3 separate regions of the Homo sapiens genome follow, and regions 1 and 3 are each linked to region 2. A link is a loop called in an ENCODE intact Hi-C map of the cell type or tissue named here. Cell type or tissue: PC-3. All regions are shown on one strand.

Region 1 (8,000 bases), 120 kb before region 2:
AATCAATAATATGGAGATATTTTAGACTTTTTTCATACTAAGTCTTTGGAATCTGGTATGTCTTTTACACTTACAGTACATCTAAATTGGACTAGCCACGTTTCAAGTGCTCAATAGCCACTGCAGCTAGTAGCTATCGGCATTGAACAGCACAGTTCTAAACAGTTATGGCTGGATGCGGTGGCTCACGCCTGTTATCCCAGCACTTTGGGAGGCCAAGGCGAGACGATTCCTTGAGGCCAGGAGTTTGAGACCAGCCTGGGCAATATAGCAAGATCCTGTCTCTTAAAAAAAAAAGAAAAAGAGAAAAAAGGAAATAAAAATAGTTCTGAGTTCTGACCTCACTGCATCGGAGGAGGAGGGTTTGAGGAGAAAGAGGACGACCTTCTTTAACTTGGAATACTTTTCAAGTGGTGTATAACTGAAGTCAATAGAGATTATCTGAACATACAGGCAAGGCAGCATGTCAGGCTGCATCTGGGACCAGGATACTGAGTAATGAGGACCTAGTCCTTCAAAAATAGGCAGGCGTCATGGGCACTTAGGCTGAATTCTGGCTGTTTTCAATGCCTGTGGACAAGTCATTTCACCCTTCTGGTCTCCTCTATAAGAAAGGTAAAATGTTTGGTACTTCCTCTCTGTAAGACTTTTTATGGCTCAGCTCAGAAACAATGACAAAAGGGCTAATTAAGCTGTACATATTTGGAGCCTTCTCTTAGCTAAATATGCTTTTTTGGGGGCATACAAATCCATGGACAAATTTGGCAATGAGATAGATATATCTTTTCAAAACCTTTTTAAAACATTTTCTTGGCTTGACTGCTACACTCTCTTACTGCCAGCTTTCAATATTACACACACACAAACACAGTTTCAGTGCCTTGAGATTAAAGTCAATGAAAACATGCACATTCTATTCTTCTTGAGACATTCCTGCCTTGCATTCTTTCCTTGAAGCAGTTGGGATGTCACAGCTGGGGGGAAGGAGCTGTAAAACCTACTTATGCTGGCCAATCAGGCCTTGGCTGACAGGAGGCCCACCAATGAGGGACTGCCAGGTATTCCGTTCCGCTGCAACAAATTCCCCCCTATTTTTTCAGAAATTAAAACCCTCCGAGACCCTCAAGCTGTACACAATGCACAAAGACCTCCTTTTTTGTTCATTCTGTTTTTCCCCAAGGACTGCATTAGAAACTCTACACAAAAATGTACTAGCTTAGTTGCTATGGATAGATTATCATTTGTGGTAAAAACACTTCCAAGTATCATGTAACAATATTGTTCTCACAGCTCTGGTATCCTTCATTTTAACTGTGTAAACACTGGAGAAATGCCACATATTTAACTGTTTGGGGTCACCCTGAGGAACTCCCAACTCCACTGAAAAATGAAGTAGTATGCTATGGTAAGTCCGGGAACTCTGACTTAAGGAGTTAAGGCCACAGGTAAGTGGAGGTGGTTGGCCCCCAGGGACTTCACTCAATGCTGTCCACTGTGTTAGCGGTGGAACGTTCCCCAGAATGAGACTTCGCCTCTGAGATCTTAATGTGCAAATCCAGTGACACTGAATGCCTTTTGCTTTGTTTTATCCATACTGGAAACATCACAGTTGCCATTCAAATGAAACCAGAGAGAAAGAGTAACAGCAGGAAGGATCCAAAAAAGTAAAGGCTTCAGCAAAAGGTGAGGTCCAAAGACAAAGGTGACTAGTGACTATGGGCAAAGAATTACCAACAACAGAATTTAATGCTTTATTTCATATTCTTTGGGACATTAGCTTCCTCTGGGAATGGTGCCAAGTTATATTAAAATTGCTGATCATGGAAGGAAACAATAAAAATATTTACTATTCAGCTAGCCTCTGCTTAACTTCCAACTTCACCTGGGACTGAGAGACTTAGAATCCAGGTGTCTGATTAAGCAAGCCCAGCACTACTATCATGTCCAAGATTAAGCAAACTGTTGACGGGCAAGTGCTGTCAACCATCTTCCCAGATGCACAACATTCTTGCAAAATACGGCACAGAGATGACTATCATTAAGATACAAAGATTGTAGGCACCTCTTCGTATTACATATGAGACATTTGGCCTTATTAATCCATTTAGCTAGTGGATTAATTCAAAAAATATTTACTAAGCATCTACTATACACTAAGCACAACTGGTTCTAGGTATTAGAGATCCATTGCAGAATGAGAGAGACAAAGCCCTATTCTAAAGGAGTACATGCTCTAGAGGGAGGAAGGTGAATAAACAAACAAAAATAACAAGTTCATTTCAGCCTGTGATCAGTAAGTTTAGAGGAAAATAGAGTATGTATGACAGAACTCTGGGAGAGAGGGCACCACTTAGATTGAGTGGTCAGGGAATGCTTTCTTGAGCTGGGACCTGAAGGATGAGAGCAATTCAGACGAAAGTAGAAAAGTGCAAAGGTTCTGAAGCAGGGTGGAATTTGTTACATTCCTGGAACAGAGAAAAGGCCAGTGTAGCCATAGCACTGGGTCCAAAAGCCAGAGCAGCAAGAGGTAAGCTGGGAAAAGCTGGCAAGGGGTAGAGCATGTAGGGTTTTAAAGGTACTGATAAGTCTGTATTTTATTCTTAATGCAATGGATGTCACTGGGGGGTTTTGCTCAGGGAGTGGCATGATCAGATATGTGTTTTACAAAGATTACTCAGGCTGTCCTGTACAGAAAGAGCCAGGTCGCAGGAGAGAGAAAGCGGAGAGCAGCTAGGTGCTATTGCAATAGTCCAGGCACAATGATGGCAGCTTGGCTAGGGTGGTGGCGGTGGGGACAGAGGACAGTCAATGGAGAGGTGATACATTCTGACAGTACAGAAGGCAGGACTTGCTGATAGACTGGGTATGAACAGAGAAAGTGAAAAATAAAAGAGAAAATTCCTGGGTACATAAGTTGATATCCAAAAGCCCAGCCAGTTCTGGGTAGGTGTGCACATGGCCATGCTGATGGTCCATTCTAGAGTCACTACCAAGAGGATCTTCTCTGAGACAGGCTCTGGGTCCAGACAAGTCCCTTGCCTTCCTGAGGAAACTTAGTTTATGAGGTGAGTTCAGCAAGGCCACTAAGACCTGGGGTCACATATAAATAGATCCTGTTCATGGGAAGTCTGTCCATGGAACACTAGCCTTGAAATATTTATGGCCTTTTTTGAAATGGTGTTCTGTGGTAAAATGTTTGGGAAACATTACTTATTATACTTCCTTCTAGAGTCATAAACGCACACGAACTTTGTAAAACTCTGGAACATCCTCTAACTAAAAAACCATTTAACCCAGCACATATATGGACTTCACTCACTACACACTTTGGGTCTAGGCTCTTCATGTCTCTCCCTATGGTGTTATTACCGTTCCTTGGAATTCAAGCCATAACAACAAGGAGAACAATAGCAACTACTATTTATTGAGTACTTACCTTGTGGGAGGCACCTTTGTAGACATCATCTCCCTTGCCACACACTATGTACAGGTGCCATTTTAATTTACAGCTTTAATTATCATTTGTGAGTTGTGCTTACAGAGCATACATTTACTTACAAAAAACAGCCAGGCACGGTGGCTCATGCCTATAATCCCAGCACATTGGGAGGTTGAGTCAGGGAGCTCACATGAGGTCAGGAGTTCAAGACCAGCCTGGCCAACATGGTGAAACCCCATCTCTACCAAAAATACAAAAATTAGCCGGGCGTGGTTGCAGGCACCTGTAATCCCAGCTACTTGGGAGGCTGAGGCACGAGAATTGCTTTAATCCAGGAGGCAGAGGTTGCAGTGAGCCGAGATCCTGCCACTACACTCCAGTCTGGGCGACAGAGCGAGACTCTGTCTCAAAACAAAAACAAACAAACAAAAAACAGTGATATATCTTTTCTGATCATATACATCTGCAGTGTTCACTCACAGTATTTTCTCATGAAGCACTTAACAGAAATTCTTCACTCAATTGCCTCATCTGCATTTGCTTAACCCACTAAAATTAACAGAGTTTCCCACGTGCATCACCACCTCCCTTCTTCCAGTCTTCCTCATCACTATTTTCCTCCTCCTTATTTGTTCTACCCACTTCTAGGACAAGAACCATTTGGGGACAGTTCATTACATGCTTTGAACACTCTTAGGCTTACAATTCCTAACTTTTGTCTCTTTCTCAGAGACTGTCATGACTTTCTGAATATGGCTACTGTCACATCTGAGCCCACAGACTGGCAGTCTAGAGCCTCAGCTATCTATCTGAGCCCCAAATACATGCACACACTTCAGCCTAGGCAGAGAAAAGACTTTTTCCTGGAGTCAGAGTCAAACAACAAATCACTGGAGAATGAGGAAGTCTTTACATTCCAGGCCACTGTAACATGAGTAATTTCAGTCACTACACGACAATGCCATTTACACTGGGCAAAATAATTATAGCATTACCTGGAAAATAACCCAATCAACCAACGGAAACACAGCCACTGGGGAGGAACCCAGCTTGCTCTCTAATCCACACAGCAATTCCATGGAGCAACTTAAACAGGAAATGAAGAGACTTCTATTTGATCAAATGTGTATGGGGAATTTGGAGGAAAAACGCAATTACCTAAGCTGTAAAATGACCAACATAGTGGGGTAGTCATCCTCAAGCGCTGGTTGTTTTTACAGGATTTCATATCCCTATCACAGTTTATTTTTGTAAAAAAAAAAAAGTATCTAAAATAGGACACGTAATAAACAAAAACAACCCCAACATGGTTTCTTATTATCTAGCTTATATATGTTCCTTTGTAGAAAATGAAAAAACACAAAGACTCTTCTCCAATTGTATCTGTAAGAGGAAGCGGTTAACTTTGTAACTATCCTTTAAAACAACATGGTCCACAAGTAGCTTGGGGAGTTTTATTAAGAAATAAGTCTGCAGTGAGTACTGAAATTATTATACCCAACATTTAGCCAAGACTTGAATGTCTGGCCTCTACTCAAAACATTTCCCAGTCCCATTCTCCCTTCTAGTTTCATCTCCCAAGAAAGGAGATTGAGAAACCCAAAATGGACTCACACCTGAAGTGTGTTCCTACTGGGAACTGGGGTTTTCTTTGATCACTATCAAGCCCTTGGTGCCACACAGAAAATTACCCTTCTGTGGAACAGGAGGCAGACACCAATTAATGCATAAAGTGAATGTCTTTCTCCTTAAAATAAATAGCTAAACCAGAAAATCTGCATCTCTGCATGTGGCTGTCAGCAAGACCAAGGCCACATAGGATAAGAAAGGAAAGAAAATAGAAAATGTCAAGGAGGGAAAACTAGAGGAAGGGGAACAAAGCACAAACAGACACATTCCTGAAAGACTGCTGGGACTCTAGGGAGAAGCCAGGTGAATTTCCTGCTTCTGATATAGGACTCAGCCTGTCCCTGTAGCACCATAATTATAGCACATAGTGCAAAACCAGGGATGGTGGTGCCCTGGGAGAAGCGAAGCTGCGTGCTCCGAGTATTTGTGAATGACTGGCAAGCATACATCTGCCTCCATCCCAAAGCAAGTTTTGTGAGCTCGGCTGGGCCACCAAGAAGCCATGCTGGGCCCTCCTGGTAGGGACCCTGACAGTAAAGGGAACTCAGTATGTCTGAGTCTTTGCTCAGGGTGAGCATCTGTATTTCTGTTTCAATAGTGTTTAGCCTCTCTGATAGAAATTCCACTGTATCAATTTCACACTACAGTTTAGGTGAGCCAGGTATATGTGTGAAGGGGATCAGAAATTTCTCGGACCATCTTTGAGGTCCCGTCCATTTTCTTTTTCTCTGTCACAAATGTTATGCCACAAACTACAAACTTGGGCCCTCTCAATAGCTAAAAATACATGTAATTAGCCCAACCCTTACAGAAGCTAATAGGATATGTTGGCTGTGGGATTAGGGAGGGAAAACCTATGTCTTATTTTTGGAATATGGTAGGGAATGAGTGAATGAATGACATGCACTTATTAAATTCATTAACAGGCAAACTTCACACCATAAAAATAAGCACTGGTTTATGTGCCTAGGCTTAGAAAGAAATCAGGGCAGTATAACATAAGTCAAACACTAAACTAAATTAAAACAAAACAAATTCCACAGGAATTTTTGTGAGAAAAGTCTCACTATTAGAGCTATAGGGAGATGGCCATGTTCTCCTAGTGGTGAAATTTAAGTCAGTGTCTATTTGTGTGTGTGTGTGCATGTCTCCTTGTGTATTCTGTATGTACACAGACACATATCCATGCACACACACACACACACATATAGTCTACCCTGGGGCACAGCAAAATTTAATTCAATTCTAACCTGTACTGTACCCTTACTAGAAAAGCCACCTCCAATATTGAGCTGGCTGGCTCCCCAGTCAGGATCAATAGCACGATTTAGCACATTGGGATTTTCTAGTGAGATTCGGGAACTGGAGTACAGGCAAGGTACCAAGCATTTCAGCAGGACTAAAACATCTGCATTGGCCTCTGTTTCCTTACTGTGTTCACCCTAACAAGTCACTTGATTTAACCATTGGGTCAAAGCCAAAGACCAGTGCCCATGGGCTGTAGTAAGAGCCTGATCTGACCAGAGATCAGGGCCAGGGGAGCAGGGCAGGCAATTCATTAATACTTGTTCAGGAGCCCCTGGATCCTGATCATGGGCCAGGCAACATGATGAGAAAGTAATAAGAAGGATTCCAGAAAACAAAATTAGGGTCCACGCAATAGTTTCAGACAACTATTTCTGTAAGCCATTTGCAATACTGCATCATTATTTTTAAAAGAAAATGTGAACATTTACAGAAGCGAGAAAAAGTTTTGTTTGCTTTTGTTTTTCAAGTAAGTTCAATAAATCCCAAACTGCACACTCTGAATTAGGGGTTGTCTTCCCTTTTTCCCCCCAAAATTTCTTGATCGACTACAAGGAGACCCAGGATTCTTCATTTCTTCCCCAGTGTTGTTGAGCGGTTGGCTTCTGAAGTGGAAAATCAAGTGATTCCTTTCTGTAGAGTAAACAGCATTTGGGATTCCTGGGCATGAAGACTGTTCAGGTGCCACATGCCGTACTGTTTATATTCCACTCACTACATGGCGAGAGAAAGTAAAGGACACAAGATGCCTCCTGTTTTTATTCACTCTGTTTTCTCATTCTTGAGCCAGCCTATCTTTCAAACTGTTCTTCACTAGGCTGTAAATCACCATAAGAGTTAATCAAATATCCCAATTCCATTAAGTAGAATATTTTGACAGTCTAGCCTAGAATATCCGCCTCCTTTTATATGAATAGGACTTCAAAGCTGCATTTTAGAGCCCACCTACTCTAACCCCCATATTTGGCAGATGAGGAGTCAGGTGGCTGCTCATTACCTGGGGTGCCACTGTCTGTCCTGAGTTATTCATCCCAGCCCATCTCTGGCCAGTAAATGGAGGTTCGTTTGAAGCCAGCTCACACCAGGGATGTCTGTAAACTCAGCCACAGTTTCAGTCAGCACTGCTGCTATCTTCACTCTGAACCTTTCAAGGCAGCTGAATCCTGACAGTCTCATAAATTCACTCACCTGTTTCCTATGTGTGCGACTCGTTGCCAGTCCCCCGGGACAGTTTAAGCCTAACTAAGAAAACTGGGGAAACGAGTGAGGACAGACAACCAAAGTAAGAGCTACAGAACCATGCAGATTGTGCTAAAAAGGCACAGAGCCAAGCAGACAGTGTCTAGACTTTAACTGGCCTCTCCCAGCGGAGAGGCGTGCAGGGAGGAGGCGAGAGCAAGGCCGGAAAGCCTGCTCGGGTTTTGCTCAGCTAATGCAAACACATGACACAACCTCTGACAGGCTCCAGGCTGGGGGTTTACTCTAAGACATTTCTTCCCAGGGGCTGGAATTCAGCTGGAGGCTGAGGAAATTCTGCTAATCCAGCAATCAGAAGGAAGCTGGGAATACTTGTTTTAATTCCTGGGGAATCACAGTTCCCAAACTAGACTGACTTGTGCAACAGCCC
Region 2 (8,000 bases):
GATTATCACTGAGTGTTCCCTTTCTGTAGTCCCTGACTGAAGTCACAGTCATTAATGATGGTAGAAATCCAGGGAGATGAAGCAAGATTACACTGAGGCTTGGTGCCAAGTGTCTACAAGTGTCAGAGACCCCACCCAGGCCTTGGACTTGGCCTTATGGGTACATTCTCCAGGACCGCCCCCACCTCACCCTGCCAGAAAGTGCTCCTCCCCTGGAACCCGCCCCCACCCAGATGACCTTCGCAGCCTTCCTCAGGTGCTCCTGGCTGCTCTCTGCTCCTGCACCACCTCTCTCTGTCAACTTAAACCCATAGTAGCCCCTCCCACTAACTCTCCTCTACTCCCCCAGCTAAGACAGCAGGTCTGCCTTTTTAAACTCAGATCAGGCTACTGGGTGTGAGGTCCATGAGGCCATGGCCTTGTGTCTTTTGGTGCTTGTGAGCTTATCTTGGGCCTGGAAAATCATGCTGAGGAGGAAGATATTCCTGCTGCTGCCACCATGGAAAACAGTGCTGTGTTCCAGGAGCTGGGGAATAGTGTGGCAAGCAGATGACCCTTGTACAGCAGAACATTGATGACCTTCTGGAAGAGACCCAGAGATAAGGAGGGAACAGCTTGTGCGGAAAAGGGAGTCCTAGAAGCCAGTCCAAATATTGCAGATGGAATTCTTGTGAGTGAGGGCTTTCTACAAAACCGTTTGCCAAGACAGCTCACATGTTTGCAAGGCAAACATCTAGGCACAAGCTTACAAAATGAAACAGGCAGCTCAATGGCAGGCCCTGGCATGTTGTCGGTGGGAGGCGGACAAGTGAGGACCATGGGCCTTTCACCTGTCCATTTCTCTCTAGCTGCTATGGGGGGCCTCTAATGCTGTATGAGTTCTTTGACTTTCCAATCTATTTAATAGAAGAGAACCTGGGAAGTTAGCTCATCCAAGTCATGCCTCTGTCTCTACACTGGATGTTACCTGCAGCATGTGATAACAAGACAGTTCTGTTCTTTCAATAAATGCCTCTAGAGGAAAGTGCCCACCTATTCTCTGTGACCCATTCTAGGGTTTAATCGCTGTGAAATCTTGAACAATAGGCCTCACATTGACCTTAAGATGCCCCCTCGGTAGTTTACTTTTATTCCATTTCCTATTGATTACAGGTGGGGAATAGCCACTGACCAAGGTTTTCACTTGAAAGGATGCTTTTAAATACTTGACCATAACAGGCCCCCTTAACCTACACTTATTTAGACCTAATAACTTTAGAAACATTTTATACACTTATTTACTTGATAATCTTTTCCAACTATTCTATAATCTCTGCTAGTGACCACAGCTGCTCTCCCCCCGACAGAGCTCCCCTCTCCTTTCTAGGCACCCCATCTCTTCCCTACCTAAGAAATTTTTCCATCTTCAATGCACCAACATTTGAGCAGCTGTATAAGCACAAAATACTTAATTTGGGAACAGTGTCTGTGGGAAGGAATGCTTTGTTAGTTTCCAAAGTAATGCAAAGCTTAATTTTAGAAAGTAATTTAACTTTTTTTTTTTTTTTTTTTTTGGTTCTGGAAGTCACAGAGATTATGGATTGCACTGCAGAGGCAGCCTGCCTCCTGATGATGCTAGCACTTTGTAGCACTGGGTTTTTCTGCAGCAGTTTCATTTTTGTTCTCATTCAGAGACACAGTGGGTCAGTTCAATAAAAACATTTACTCCCTGAGGTCAGGGCCTATGTCTTGTACAGCCTGTCTGTATGGCCAGGGCCTGACAAGGACAAGTAAGTGGGAAGTATTCTTAAATGTTGAATAGCATTGCATTGCCTATCTGCCTCCCACTCCCTACCTTGGTCTTAAACTTGGTCCAATCAGGTTCTGGAACTAGGAAAGAACAGCTATCAAGTATTGGGCAGGACAGGGACAGGCGGGATCGGATCATACCACTGCTACATTCCATGGCTCCAGGAGAAAGTTATGGTGACAAGATTGAAGAGTATCATGTCCTACCAGATCTGATATCAGTCTCTTCCTCTCAGGGACACACAGGACTAGGAGCTGAAACATAATAGGAATTGGGATAGGAATCTGAACCAATAGAGCCAGATAGATTTGGAGACAGGGACCATGAAATGCAGAAATTAGGGGGGTACATCACCACCACCATAGTAGCAATATTTAGGGCTGGAACTGAGATAGGCTCTTGATAAGTAGCACTGCCCCAGAGCCCTCTGTGGGCTCCAGGTGAAGCACCTTCTATCATTTGCTGGGGTGCCTTTTGACTGTCATGGCATGCTCTAGTGCCTTAACACCACGATTGGTGACATTCCCAATTCCCCAGAAATAAAATTTAAACTCTATTTTCCAAGGGTACACACACACACACACACACACACACACACACACAGTCTCTCTCACTCTCTCTTCCAACTGTGTTATAAGCAAAAGTCAGTTTGAGAGGAAGACAGTGATGAAGTCCCCAAGAGAAAATCACTGTGAGTAAAGATACTGTGGCAGAGTGGACCAGACTCAACCAGAGCACCTGAATCTTGGAGGACAAGAGGTTCCAGGCAGAGCGTGAGGCTGTCTCTGTAGTTCTCACCTGAAGTCCCTCAACCCCAAATCCTAAGAGTTCCAGTATGTTCTGGAAACGAGGGGGGTGGTCTCAATTAGAAAACAAAAATCAAAACGAAACAAAAACATGTAAACAGAGGTACGGTCATTCTGGAGTTGGTATCTTCTCTAAAAGACCTGGAAGACCCGTCCTGCTGGCCAGGGAGGAGCTGACCATTGGAGGTCAGGGGTTTGGGGGAGGTGGGCAAGAGCGGCGGCAGCCAAGGGGAAGAGGCAGCTGTAGGGTGGCACGGCAGCCCACTCCGAGAACAGAGACGGGGAAAAGGAAAGACATGACTGCACAGCCAAATGTGGCAGAGTTAGCCACTTTTGCAGTATGTTTTAAATTTTATTCAAAGTGTTATATTCTGCCAGATCTTGAAATATTTCAGAGCTCAGCCTGTGGGTGGGTTCAGCTCCATATATTTTTCATTAACATCTACTAGTAGGCCTAGGATAGTACAGAGAGAAAAGAAAGAACCACGCCAGAAACACAGATAACGAAAAAAAACCAGGCTGACAAAAAGATACATAGGGAAAGATACAGGGAGATGCTGAGAAAAGCCGTTTTCTAGGTGCGGAGGAACACAGAGTTCTAGGAAGCAATTTAGTCAAGAGATTCAGGAAAGCCTATTAAGACGGTGTCCTGCGAGACGCTAGTTGCTACCCCAGGTTAGAGATCAGGCGGTCCTGGATTAAGCCTCCCCGAACTGAAAACCGAACAGAAACCGCAAAGCTGCATTGTTTTGTTTGTCCCTTGGTTGGGCTCCGGGCAACCAGCGCGCTGGGGTTCTGACACACTGCCTGAGCGCCCCCTGCTGGCCACTGTGCAGAACTTCACCGTCTGGGCCCAAGGTGAAATCGAATTACGTAATTTCTCGAGCTTTGCACACCCCATTTTTACATTTTTATTTATTTTTTATTTATTTTTGTATTTTCCCAAGCTCCTGGCTTCACTGAAGCCTACTGTCTAATGCCAGCGCTTGAATGCTCTGACTGCCAAGGTCCTAAGGCCCAGTGAGGGCAGTCCTGAGAGACCCAGCCTAATGAGAGTGCACGCAGGGGCTTGGCTGAACATTTATGAAACACGTGCCACATACAAAGTGCTGCGGAAAGGCCCAAAGGGATTTCATTTGGCTTTTCGTCTTCTTGCCTCAAAAGGGAGGCTAGAATTAAACTGCCCTTCTGGGGCCGGGGTGAGAGCCCTTCCCCGCCCAGTTCTGACCTTCGGAGCAGCCTTCCAAAATAAATCCCCAGAAGAGCCTCTCAGGGCACCAGCTGGCGCGCCTCCCTCTTTCCTTTCGTTATCTCTCTCCCTATTCATCTTCTCTTTCTTCTCTGCTTGGAGAGGAGAAATTGCAATGTGCAAAGCCCCTGGGGCGAGAGGGAGAGAAATACAAGTCTCCCCAAATGCCAAGCCTATGTTACTGCTAAGAATAGCCTTTATCTCTGGGAGGAAGCGCAGGAGACCTGGTTCCTGTTTCTCTCTCCCTCTCCCTCCCTCCTTTCTCCCTCTCTTCTCCCTCCCCCTCACACCAGATGAAGGTTGATTATAAAGAGGGCAGTGAGCCTGTCTTTCCTAAAGTGACTGAGACTTGAGTCACAAAGGCTAGAGAGGGGATGTGGGAGGAGAGAATGAGAGTCCAGAGGCAGGGTGGGAGGGAAGGGAGAAGGCAAGAGCAGCATGGGGGAAACAGGAAGAACAGGACACGGGAGTCTGCAGCCAACTGATTGACAGGGGTGGTGGGACCCTCAAGGAGCGTCCCTGAGGTCAGCAGTGGGGGCAACTGGGGCTTTAGGCACGCCCCCCCCCCCCCCCATTCTGGCAGGACACAGGCATCACCTTGAGGGATGGGGACAGGTTTCCAGACCTCTGGCTAGTATATGGGCTCACAGTAAGCAACTCTCATCTCCTCAGAGATTAGAAACCCAAATTATGTCTCTAAAAATCAGGTTCTTTCAGGCTGGGAGTGGTGGCTCACTCCTGTAATCCCAGCACTGTGGGAGGCCGAGGCGGGCAGATGGCTTAAGTTCAGGAGTTCGAGACCAGCCTGGGCAAAATGCAAAAACCCCATCTCCACAAAAAAAAAAAAAAAAAAAAAAAAAAGCAAAAATTAGACAGGCATGGCGACTTGCGTCTGTGGTCCCAGCTACTCAGAAAGCTGAGGTGGGAGGATTGCTTGAGCCTGGATGGCGGAGGTTGCAGTGAGCTGAGATCGTGCCACCGCACTCCAGCCTGGGCAACAGAGTGAGACCTTAAAGGTCAGAGGCACAGGGTGAGAACATCAGAAAGGATTCTCTTTCCTTTGTAATGAAGAATTAAACAGATGTTACAGTTAACTGCCTTGCAGGAGTGACCCTCAGGGAAATGGGGTCACATGCTTTAGTATCTTCATTACCTGCTGGGCCCCCGCCCATTGTTTCTTTCTTTTGTCCACCTTCCCTCCCAGCTTGCCCTCTTTCCTCTTTTCACGAGTGCAGCTTTTTGCCCACACCGTCAGTGATGTTCCCCAGCTCTGGGCTCTGGCTTCCTCCCCTACTCACCTTTCCTGTTGCTCCTGGATCTGCTTTTCCGGTCAGAGTGCTTTTGTGGAAGGAAGGGGAAGAGGATGTTGGCATATCTGCTTGGGGATCCAAATGTCTGATGCCTTGCAGATTTCTAACAGGACTAAGAGATATCTCATAGAGTTTGAGGAGAGTCAGGCTCTAGGTCTTTCTTGACTCAACATCAATCTGCAAAGCACTGCTGAAAAATTACTAGACATCTGACAGCCCGTAAGTTGTATTATCTCCTATCTTGAATAGCCCTTGTCCACTTCTACCATAGAAAAGTATTTTAGTGACTCATGAGTCAATAGGAGCAGAGGGGCCTTGGCAGGCACTGCATAAATACATATTATGGTTATTTATCACGAATGAAGATGGCTCATAAATAACTGAAACGGGCCCAGTTCTGCTTCTGTTGAATAAAAGGAAAAAAACCCACAAACATCAAAGGATAAAAAATAAAAAGGGAACGCTCTGCAGAAGATGACATTACTTTGTGTTCTATAGCTGAATAAATTGTAGCAATTGCTAAAATGCTCCTGGAGAATGATTTTAGAAGAGACCTGCTCAGCGGCCCCGAGTTGTGGGTCTGGGCTGCTTGTGACCAGCAGAGGGCAGACTTCAGTTATAAACGGAAGACTGTAGAACAGATAGTGGGGAAATGTAATTGATGGTTCAAGGTTGTAAACTGCTTATTCCATGGTGTAAATACTCACTTTGGGCCTATGCATACCCCCAGAGATCATAGTCCAAGATTCTTGATAGGTTACAAGTGACTAGATTTCAAGGAACCAGCTCTTTGTAATACATATTTATTTGTTTGTAAGGTTAAAATCTGGGCAGAAAGGGCTGGTTTTGCACAAACCTCCCTCTGGGTGCCACAAACTGCTATTTAATGTGCAGTCACCGAAGTGACTTGTCGCTGTCCTGGGCCTGACACAGCTACTCACAGCCGCATATAGTTTGGAGTAGGAGTGTTCGAGCTTTGTATCTGACTTGGAAAAGCAGGTGCTGTGTCATGCACTTGGTGAAAAAGCCCCTACTGTTGGTCATTCCTCTTTGTTTAATGAATATAGAGAAATCTGCTCCCGAGGAAACAGAGAGATAGGAATGAAGATTACTGGAAATGTTTCGTTAAGATATGGGTCAGCATAGCAACTTGACTCCTAGGTATATATCCAAGATAATTGAAAACACATGTCCACACAAAAACCTGTACACAAATATTCCTACCATTATTAACCATAGCCAAAAAGTGGAAACAACCCAAGTGTCCATTAACTGATGAATGGCTAAACAACATGTGGTTCATCCATATAATGGAATATTATTCAGTCTTAAAAATGAATGAAGTATTGATACATTACAACATAGATAAACCTTGAAAACTTCATGCTAATTGAAAGATGCCAGTCACTGAAGAGCCATATTGTATTACTCTAATTACATGAAATGTCTAGAATAGGCAAATTCATAAAAAGCAAATAAAAAATAAAATAGGCAAATAAAAAACCAGATTAGTGATTGATTGGGGCTGGGGAAGGGAGAGATGGGACTGACTACCAATGAGCATGTTATTTCTTTTGGGGATGATGAAAATGTTCTGAAATTCGATAGTGGTGATGGTTGCACATCTCTGTGACCATAATGAAAGCCACTGAATTCTACACTTTTAAAAGGTAAATTTTAAGTATGTGAATTATATCTCAATAAAACTGTTATTAAGAAAAGATTTGGGGCTGGGCACAGTGGACCATGCCTGTCATCCCAGCTTTGGGAGATCGAGGTGGGAGGATCACTTGAGCCCAGGAGTTCCAGAACATAGTGAGACCCCATCTCTATTGAAAAAAAAAGGCCGGGTGGGGTGGCTCACTCCTGTAATCCCAGCACTTTGGGAGGCCGAGGCGGGTGGATCACGAGGTCAGGAGATAGAGACCATCCTGGCTAACATGGTGAAACCCCGTCTCTACTAAAAAATACAAAAAATTAGCCGGGCGTGGTGGCGGGCGCCTGTAATCCCAGCTACTCGGGAGGCTGAGGCAGGAGAATGGCGTGAACCCAGGAGGCAGAGCTTGCAGTGAGCCGAGATCGTGCCACTGCACTCCAGCCTGGGTGACAGAGCAAGACTCTGTCTCAAAAAACAAAAAAAAAAAAAAAAAAAAAAAGATTTGGACCAAAACAGGCATTAACAGACACTACAGAAGGAAACTCAGAGCAGGAAACAAGGTGAATATAAAGAGAACATTTGACTTCTGGGACAGCCAGCCCTACCCCCTCCCAAAAAAACACTTTGGATGAGAACAGAGTAGGTTTAGTTCAGGTTAAAGACAGAGGCAGCCAAATTCAGTGTAGGAAGCAAAGAGAATTATCTACAAAGCTGTACTGACCTTGCATCTTCTCCAGCTGACCCACCTGTAAAGAGTTTACACCTCTCTGATCATGCTGGCCTTGGTAATATGGGTGCTGGTTCACTCAAGGCAAGAAGACCACATTTGAGCTGATGTCATGGTGACAGAAGGTGCACAGGGAAATAAGGGAGAATCACACTCTTCAAACCACAGTAACAAGAAAGGCTTCCCAAGCTCTCAGGAGGTGGCAAGGAAGGTGATAATAGTTAAGTCACCAGCTCAGCTACCAGGGAACTTCACGGTTACACTTGAGTTCCAAGTATATTACCAGTGACACCCAAGAGGCCAGAAGAAGCCTGTGCTCTGTTCCTTCTGTAGTAGCCACCACAGCACCTTGCGTAGGTTGGGCCTATGAGAGCCCTTAGTAAATACTTGGAAAAGGTGGAGAAATTAAGAAATAGATGAGCACACAACTCCAAAGGGCAGGGGAAGTACCCTGAATGACCG
Region 3 (8,000 bases), 51 kb before region 2:
CTTGCTCCACCCTTCTCCACTCTACACAATGCCCTTGAAGGCTGAAGGCTGACTACATGGTCTGCATCAACCAGCTTTCTTGCCCTCTGCCTCCAGCTGGGTTTGGCCAGTGGGAGGGGCTGGCAGGAGCTGGGAAGGTGGCAGAAGGATGAGGTTTGGGCATTTAGTTTCCTCCTGGCTGGGTTGCAGGTTGTTTCTCTCCTGACAGCCCCTATTTGGTGGCCCCCTCCTACAGCTGCCCCTCCTCTCTCCTGCCCTTCAGGCCCGGTGGTTCCCACTAGGAAACCCTGGGACACTTACCCCATCCCTTGGGTTTTCCCTTACCCTTCACTACACCTGGTAAATAGTTTATTTTAAATTCTCTCAATAATCCCATTTGCATGTACTATCAGTTCCCTGCCAGAATGCTGGAGTATATTCACCTTCACTGTGACAAATGCTCAGATCTTATTTTCTCCTGTCCTCAATTAAAGTACTGGAATATATTTCCTTTTGTTTTCTTCTCAAACGCAGATCACTGATTAATTGAATTAGAAGAAGATAATATTTTAAAATATGATAGTAGGAGAAATCATTTTAAAGTTTTGGAATTTATTTTATATATCTCTAGCCAAGTTATTTTCAGTCCTGGGCATGCGATATAAAAAGCTCTAAAAAAGCATGAATTTGGGACTCTATTTCAGTCCAGGAGAGACTATGGCATATACATCTTTCATTTTTTTTTTTTTTTTCTTGAGACAGAGTCTCACTCTGACACTCAGGCTGGAGTGCAGTGGCATGACCTTGGCTCACTGCAACCTCCGCCTCCTGGGTTCAAGCAATTCTCCTGCCTCAGCCTCCTGAGTAGCTGGGATTACAGGTGCATGCCACAACACCCGGTTAATTTTTGTATTTTTAGTACAGACGGGATTTTGCCATGTGGGCCAGCTGGTCTCGAATTCCTGTCCTCAAGTGATCTGCCCACCTTGGCCTCCCAAAGTGCTGGTATTACAGATGTGAGCTACCATGCCCAGCTCAATATATCTTAAAAGAAAAAGAAAAAGTTCTCCTGCTGGTTCTCAAGCAAACCACAGATATATGGTAAGGAAAAAGTGTTACAGTAGGTAGCTAGTCAGACATGAGCAGAGCAGGAGAGGGTTTCTCCTTGTTCCCCCCCCCCCCACTACACCCCCCCTTCCACCACACACACACACCAGGAATGTCAGGTGACAGGTGAGGGTCAGGCAGTTGTCAACTGTCTCTCTAAAATAATAATTGGTCACAGACAGTGCCAGGGAAAGGCAGTCCCCCTATAGATAGAAAAAACCTGAAACTGGTGACCAGCAGCTTCCCAATAAGATTTCAGGAGCTGGGTGAGTGAGCTCGAGCATGAGCATTAAGAAGCAAAATGGTGGAGTTTAACTGGTATATGACCTTCCTCTAGAAATGCAAGATTGGTAAGGAAAGAATGCCCCAAGTGAGCATGCATACAACTTCAGTAAACACATGGCGCATGTCCCCATCCCAGGTGCTAGCAGGCCATTGCGCATGTGGACAGCCCATCCCAAGGGAAGAATCGGGGAAAAGGGATAAAAGACCCCAGAAGTATGTCAACTTATAAAACCCCAAAGTCAAATTACCCACTTGTCTTGCAAGTCACCCACTTGGCTCTCTTCAAGTGTATTTCTCTTCCTTTTGTTTCTGCTCTAAAACTTTTAATATAGTTTTACTCCTGCTCTAAAACTTGCCTCAGTCTCTCCTTCTGCCTTATGTCCCTCAGTTGAATTCTTTCTTCTGAGGAGGCAAGAATTGAGGTTGCTGCAGACTCATACAGATTCGCCCCAGTAACTTGGATACTGGCCACTGGTAACATATTTTGGTGCCGTGGGACTTGGATAACTTCTGCCACTAACATACTTTGATGCTGCATGACTCAGATATGTTCCCTAGTGGTAAGAGACCCCTCTACCACACCTTCTTTGGCTGGAGGCATTCAATCCTTGTACATGGTCTTCTCCTTTTCTCTCTCCTGCTTGCTAACCAACCCCCAGAATAAGTCCTTCAGCCATAAGTGACTCTGCTCCTCTTGGCTGATTTCTCAGTTCACTCTGATGGATGGCTTCCAGGGGTGGGAAGGACTGTGGCATCTGCACCGAGTAGATCTGAGGCATGAATGGCCCTCCTGGACAGGAGGTTCACCAGAATGGTAGGGCTGAAGCCTAAAACTGTGCAATGTCTGGGGTTTCCTCTGCTTTTTCAACTAAAATTGGCTCTTTCCCAAGAACCTGCACTGCCTATTCTCTTGTTTTCTCTGTGTGTATGTTCTGAAAAGGACTTGTGCACCCTCTGGACCATCTGCCACAGGGGCAAGTCTGTCTCTTTGCTCTTACTTTGCATGCCACGTGACCTCTTAAACACACACTCCCGCAGCTCTTATGCATTTGAGAGGCAGCAAAGACATGGGCTTCCTTGTGGATATCTCCTGAGATTTATACTTGTTCTTGTTCTTACCTTACCAGCTTGGATGACTTTCAACCCTTTCAACCCTGTCTGCTGACACATTGCCGGGACAAACACTAATTGGAACTCCGGCTCTGCCAGCTCCTTATGACTTACTATATGCTTTTCCTTCCTGTTACACCCCAGGGCTGGGTTTCCTGGTGGCTTTTGCAAATAGGTGGGATGCTTAAAGGGCAGGGTAAGGCCCCATGCAGGCAGACAAACTGCTTCAAAAGCCACCCCTCTTCCTTTGCCCCATTCGTGGGCAAAGGAAGAATTTGCCCTCCTCTGCCAGTTATTAGCCCAAGCCCCAAGTCCTCCGGAGGTTACTACTTTACGTCAACAGGGCAAATAAACGTTGTCCTCTTGAATCCAAGGGCTGCTATTTTTGCAAGCATATGAAGGCTTTCCATGAGTATTCCTCTCACTTCCTCCCACTTCTTCCCGTAGACTTCATTTCTCTAATTACTTCCACATTCTTCTCAACATGAATTAGGACCTTCGGGGTCATATTCAAAAGGAGTGGGGAGGGAAGTCTAGCCCCCTTGTGGCAGTTAGCTGAAAAACAGGCTTTTGTCTGCTTAACATGGGAAATGGGAATCTGAGAAAAAAGGTCATCATTTTTATTGCTAGAATGCTCCAAGCAAGAGTCACTATAAAGTCATGGAGATAAGGGTATAGGCCAGCCCAAGGCTACAGGTGCAAGAGACAAAAGTACCCACAGGACAGAGATGAAGGGTGCTCCCAGGCTAACAGATTATCATTAGAACAGAGATGAAAGGTTAGGGATATGCAGTAAGATCAGTTATTCTGGAACCTCAAGGATGAACAGGCGATCCACTGTTCACTCCAGTATCTCCTCTGTTCTCAAGTGGGTAATTGTGATGAGATGGGACCAAGAGTACACAGTAAGGCTGGTTAATTCCGGAACCCAAAGGACAATGGGGGATGCTCCATTCAGGATAATAGGAATGTAGAGGGAATGCCTTCTTTTTTCTTTTTCCTTTTTTTCTCTCCTGTTCTCTCTTTGCAGATGGGTAATCACATTCCCATACCACAGGACATGCCCCTGGGATGCATCCCCCAAAACTAGGAAAAGTTTGATTCTACCAAATGTTAAAACAAAACAAAAAAAAACCAGTTTTCCTTTGTAATACTGTTTGGCTTAAAAATAAACTGGGAGGAAATTACAAAAGTCAGCCTTGGAACCCAGTTCCCCTGTGCAGGAGGTCCTCAGATTAGCCTCCTCAGTCTTTTATAAGTGAGAGTAGAATAAGGAGGACAGGGCTAAGAAAAAGGAGACATGTAGGACAAGAAGCAGGCTCAACTATTGGCTGCTTTACGAGTTCTCCAACCCCCTCTAGGTTGCCCTAAGAACACTCATACAGGACAAAGCCAAGGTCACCTATGGAGGCGGCAAGTAAAATTATAAATTTCCCTTTTGCTTTCAAGAGCTGCCTACTGTGTGCTAATCTCCTTCTCTAAGCAACTCCCCTCCAAATCCTGTTGGGTAATGGGGCCAATGGCACCCCCTCCAAGAGATTCACATCCCTTTGGGCAAAAATATACTTTTCAAATGGGTGCCTGCTTAATACTTACCTGAAATCTGAATTTGTTTTTCTCTCTAATAGCTATATTTCTCCTGGGAAACCTACCTAAATCTTTAACCAGCAACTTCAACCTGGATGGTCTTACCTCAGGAGTTTAGAAATAGCTCACCATTATTTGGGCAAGTCCTAGCAAAAATATAACTGAGCAATTTCTTGAGGGGGAGATAACTTCTATAGTATGTAAATAACCTCATTTGCTTCCCCGTCACAGAACTTGCACAGCAACTTTCAGTACAAATCTTAACTTTCTAACAGAAGGAATATGACTTTTGTCTAATTCAAAGGTTGTAAAGAGGTACTTTTCATAAGGAAGATGATAAAGAAAAGAGATTTCATATGAGAAAGGATCTTGCATGGTAAATTATTGTCCTAAAGTAAAATGACTGGTTCTTTAAAAAGAGGGATATTTAGGACAAGTCAGAAAGTCCAAGCCTGTCATAGATGATCTGTGTAAATTGTGAAAAATTTGTGAAAGGGAATTTATGAAAGAAATGTTCTGCAATTTTAAAGGTTTTTAGACCTACTAAATAAATGCTTTATAGACTGCCACTTTGACTTTTAACTGTACAACTTGACTATTTTAAAGCTAGGCATGGCCTGGGGACTTACAGAGTTAGCCATTCCCCCAGGTATGCTGGAAAGAGACCTTATATGCACTTCTGTCTAGTGAATCGCTTACTTATCAGGTTTTTCGCAAAAGTAAAAGTTGTGAACAGTTAGCCATGTAACATGTTCTTGAGACTACTGGAAAAGCAGTCTTACATGTAAGGTACGCAAGGAAAGTAGAATGTGCTTTTGTTAAAAGATTGTAAGAAGGTATGGGAATGTAAGTTTTGCCTAGTTTGGAGGGTTAAAGGATTGTTTTATGTTAGATAGGATAAAGCTGAAGGTTTGAGCAAGTTGTGGAAGGTTTGTGAAAAATTAATCCTATAAAAGAAATTCTATGTGTGAAAATTACCCAAAATTAAAGGACTTTTATTCAGTTTATTCATAAACACTGGAATTAAAGCACAACATAGTTTTATTAAAGTATTAATCTGCTTTTGATTAAAGTGTTATCAGTACATGTTCCAAAATTATGTGAAACTCCTATAATTCTAATGTAACATAGTATACATTATTAGGAATAATTATAATTATGTTTAATTGTTTTGTGCCTCAGGGGTAATAAATTTCTTTGTCAATTGTGTCTTTGATTGTGGCTACCCTAAGACTTTTTGTCATTAACAGATAATTGTTGTCTTGTTTTAACCCTCTTTAAAAGGTGGTTTTATAATCAGCTATAGAACTCTAACAGGTGCTCCTAAATACAGGCTTCTGATAACTTTGAAGATTGAGACATTAGAATAGAGAAAAAACTTTCAGGACTCTTATTGGAGAGCTAAAATGTTCATGAATATCAAGCAGAACAAAAGTTAACTGCATGGACTAAACTAATAGAAGATTGAAATAATCCTTTTATGACTTTTTGCTTAAAATGTTGCTAATCCTTTGTTTTCCAAAACCAAGAAAACTTTTCTTTTGAGCTATTTACAGCTTTTAATAATTGAGTACTCCTGTAAACAAAATTCGAGCATATTTGTTTCTCTCTACCTGCTTTCTTCAAAATTTGGAAACTACTTGTGAGTATTCTTAACTTATGGCAGTATAGTTATTTGCATAAGTACAATAAGAATCTGTTGTCTTTTGCAACAGAACACAACTGGAGAAGCTGGTTATTTTACGAAGGCTTTGACTGGAATGATATGCATTCCTTTAAGGAATCAAATTTGACTTATATAGCCAATAAAAGCCCCTTGTGAAAACTGGCTTCATACCTTGTCTACACAGTCCCTGTACAGGGTTCCCAACCTGTGGTCTGTAAAGAATGCCACTTTCTAACAGGCTCAGGAGCCCCAGGTTATCTTGGGACCTCAAGGGAGAGGAATTTACCAACTCATTCAGGTATTTGATGGTATAAAACTGTGGCTGGGTTTAAGCCTTAAAAAAAGTCTTGTCTGAGATTCCTTATGGAATGAAGTTCCATCAAAGCCAATTTAAACAGGAGCCTATTAGGCAAATAATTATTCTTGCTGTGCTTTATGCAAATAATCAGGCCAAGTATAAGACAACTAAAGTTTATTTTGCAAACAAATCAGTTTTATCATGATTTTTTATAAAAATGAGGACTGGAAAGAGAAAAAGTGTGTTTCAAAAATTATGATACACCTGTTATTTTTCTATTAATAGATGCTAGTCTCATCAGTTATTTTTAAGTTTTTGCCTGCATTTTAGAGTAATCCTGCTTATTCCTGTGAACCAGCCAGTGATCTCTGGCTGCAGCTCAGAAGAAACAAAAGGGATGGGTAATGTAAAAATCTGGATCAGTATTCTAATTCTGAGCACATATTGGAATCTGCTATCAACCCCATGTACCCAAGTCTTAGTAGGCATGACTATAGCCACCAGTTACCTGGGTGTGTAGGCAGCCTCAGGGTTCTTTTTTGGGGCTGTCCTCACCCCATTATTTTGTTTTAACATTCCTCTAATTCTAATAACCTGATTTGTCTCCTCTAGCCTTTAGGCCATTGAGCTCCAGATGAACCTCAGTGAGGGATAGTGTCCTCTCAATATTCAAGAGTTACCCTTCTATGGGGGACCCCCTAGACTGCCCATCAGTGAGACACAACAGAGGCAAAATCCTGCCCCTCTCTCCCTTGGACCTGGCTGGATACCAGTTTCCCCAATCCATGGAAACAGCCTCCTGCTCTGACAACTAGCAAGAGGCCAAGACTCACAGAACCACCTACAACCCCCCAACCTCTGTCAGCAGGAAGCCATTACAGAAGGCTCACCTTCATCCATTTTCTCCAAATAACTGGGGTCTTGGACTCTTGAGGGGGGAAATGCTATAGTAGGTAGCTAGTAAGACATGAGCAGAGCGGGAGAGGGCTCCCCGCCAAACCCAACTAGGAAGCTCAGGCGACCATCAGATGAGGGTCAGGTGGTTGTTAACTGTATCTCTAAAATAATAATTGGTTGCAGCCAGTGCCAGGGAAAGGCAGTCTCCCTATAGATAGAAAAAACCTGAAACTGGTGATCAGTAGCTTCCCAATAAGATCTCAGGAGTTGGGTGAGTGAGCTCGAGCATGCCATGATGGAGTTTAACTGGTATATAACCTTCCTCTAGGAATGCTAGATTGGTAAGGGAAGAATGCCCCAAGTGAGCATGCGTACAATTCCAATAAACACATTGTGCATGTTCCTCTCCCAAGTGCTAGCAGGCCATTGCACATGTGGACAGCTCACCCCAAGAGAAGAATTAAGGGAGAAGGAACACAAAACCCCCAAAGTATGCCAGCATGTAAAAACCCCAATTCAAAGGTCAAACCATGCACCATGAAAAACAAGTGTGCACTTGTGTTGCAGATTGCCCACTTGGCCCTCTTCCAAGTGTGCTTTTTTCCTTTCATTTCTTTTGTAAAGCTTTTTTATTTTATTTTATTTTATTTTTGAGACAGAGTCTCACTCTGTCACCCAAGCTGGAGTGCAGTGGCATGATCTCAGCTCACCACAACCTCCGCCTGCTTGGTTCAAGCAATTCTCCTGTCTCTACCTCCCGAGTAGCTGGAATTACAGGCACGTGCCACCAAGCCCAGCTAATTTTTGTATTTTTAGTAGAGAAGGGTTTTCACGATGTTGGCCAAGCTGGTCTCGAACTCCTGACCTCAGGTGATCCACCTGCCTTGGCCTCCCAAAGTGCTGGGATTACAGGTGTGAGCCACCTCGCCTGGCCGTAAAGCTTTTAAATAAACTTTTACTCCTGCTCTAAGACTTGCCTCAGTCTCTCCTTCTGCCTTATGCCCCTCAGTTGAATTCTTTCTTCTCAGGAGGCAAGTATTGAGGTTGCTTCAGACCCATACAGATTCACTG

The links. Hi-C counts contacts between places; a loop is a spot of excess contacts. Peaks named below come from ENCODE experiments on the same cell type or tissue, not always from the same donor. Only the 100,000 strongest peaks of a DNase experiment are listed, where the experiment ranks them.
Region 1: a loop joins it to region 2, with 6 times the contacts of the local background. A loop is called at or near these places in 33 of 110 quality-filtered maps.
Region 3: it touches region 2 in a loop (9-fold over the local background); 23 of 110 quality-filtered maps call a loop at or near these places.

Annotation. Positions count from the first base shown.
Region 1 is chr3:120,431,372-120,439,371 of GRCh38, forward strand. All of the region lies in intron 2 of FSTL1 (follistatin like 1), which reads right to left. It overlaps LOC124900546 (a long non-coding RNA gene), which reads right to left. Exons shown (of 2, transcript XR_007096030.1): 1 at 1-8,000. Among named protein-coding and RNA genes, the nearest start is that of FSTL1, 16 kb to the right of the region's middle. In PC-3, no CTCF peak of the experiment used is centred here; DNase peaks (open chromatin) are centred at 4,420 and 7,800; H3K4me3 peaks cover 929 bases; H3K27ac peaks cover 3,709 bases.
Region 2 is chr3:120,555,664-120,563,663 of GRCh38, forward strand. No RefSeq gene overlaps it. Among named protein-coding and RNA genes, the nearest start is that of NDUFB4, 37 kb to the right of the region's middle. In PC-3, CTCF peaks have their summits at 3,403 (motif pointing left), 5,739 (motif pointing right) and 5,945; DNase peaks (open chromatin) are centred at 3,378, 4,178, 5,458, 5,748 and 1 weaker place; H3K4me3 peaks cover 3,236 bases; H3K27ac peaks cover 2,471 bases.
Region 3 is chr3:120,504,354-120,512,353 of GRCh38, forward strand. It overlaps LOC107986121 (a long non-coding RNA gene), which reads left to right. Exons shown (of 3, transcript XR_001740868.2): 3 at 6,645-6,999. Among named protein-coding and RNA genes, the nearest start is that of FSTL1, 57 kb to the left of the region's middle. In PC-3, CTCF peaks have their summits at 3,015 (motif pointing left) and 3,216; DNase peaks (open chromatin) are centred at 2,558 and 3,018; H3K4me3 peaks cover 849 bases; H3K27ac peaks cover 1,327 bases.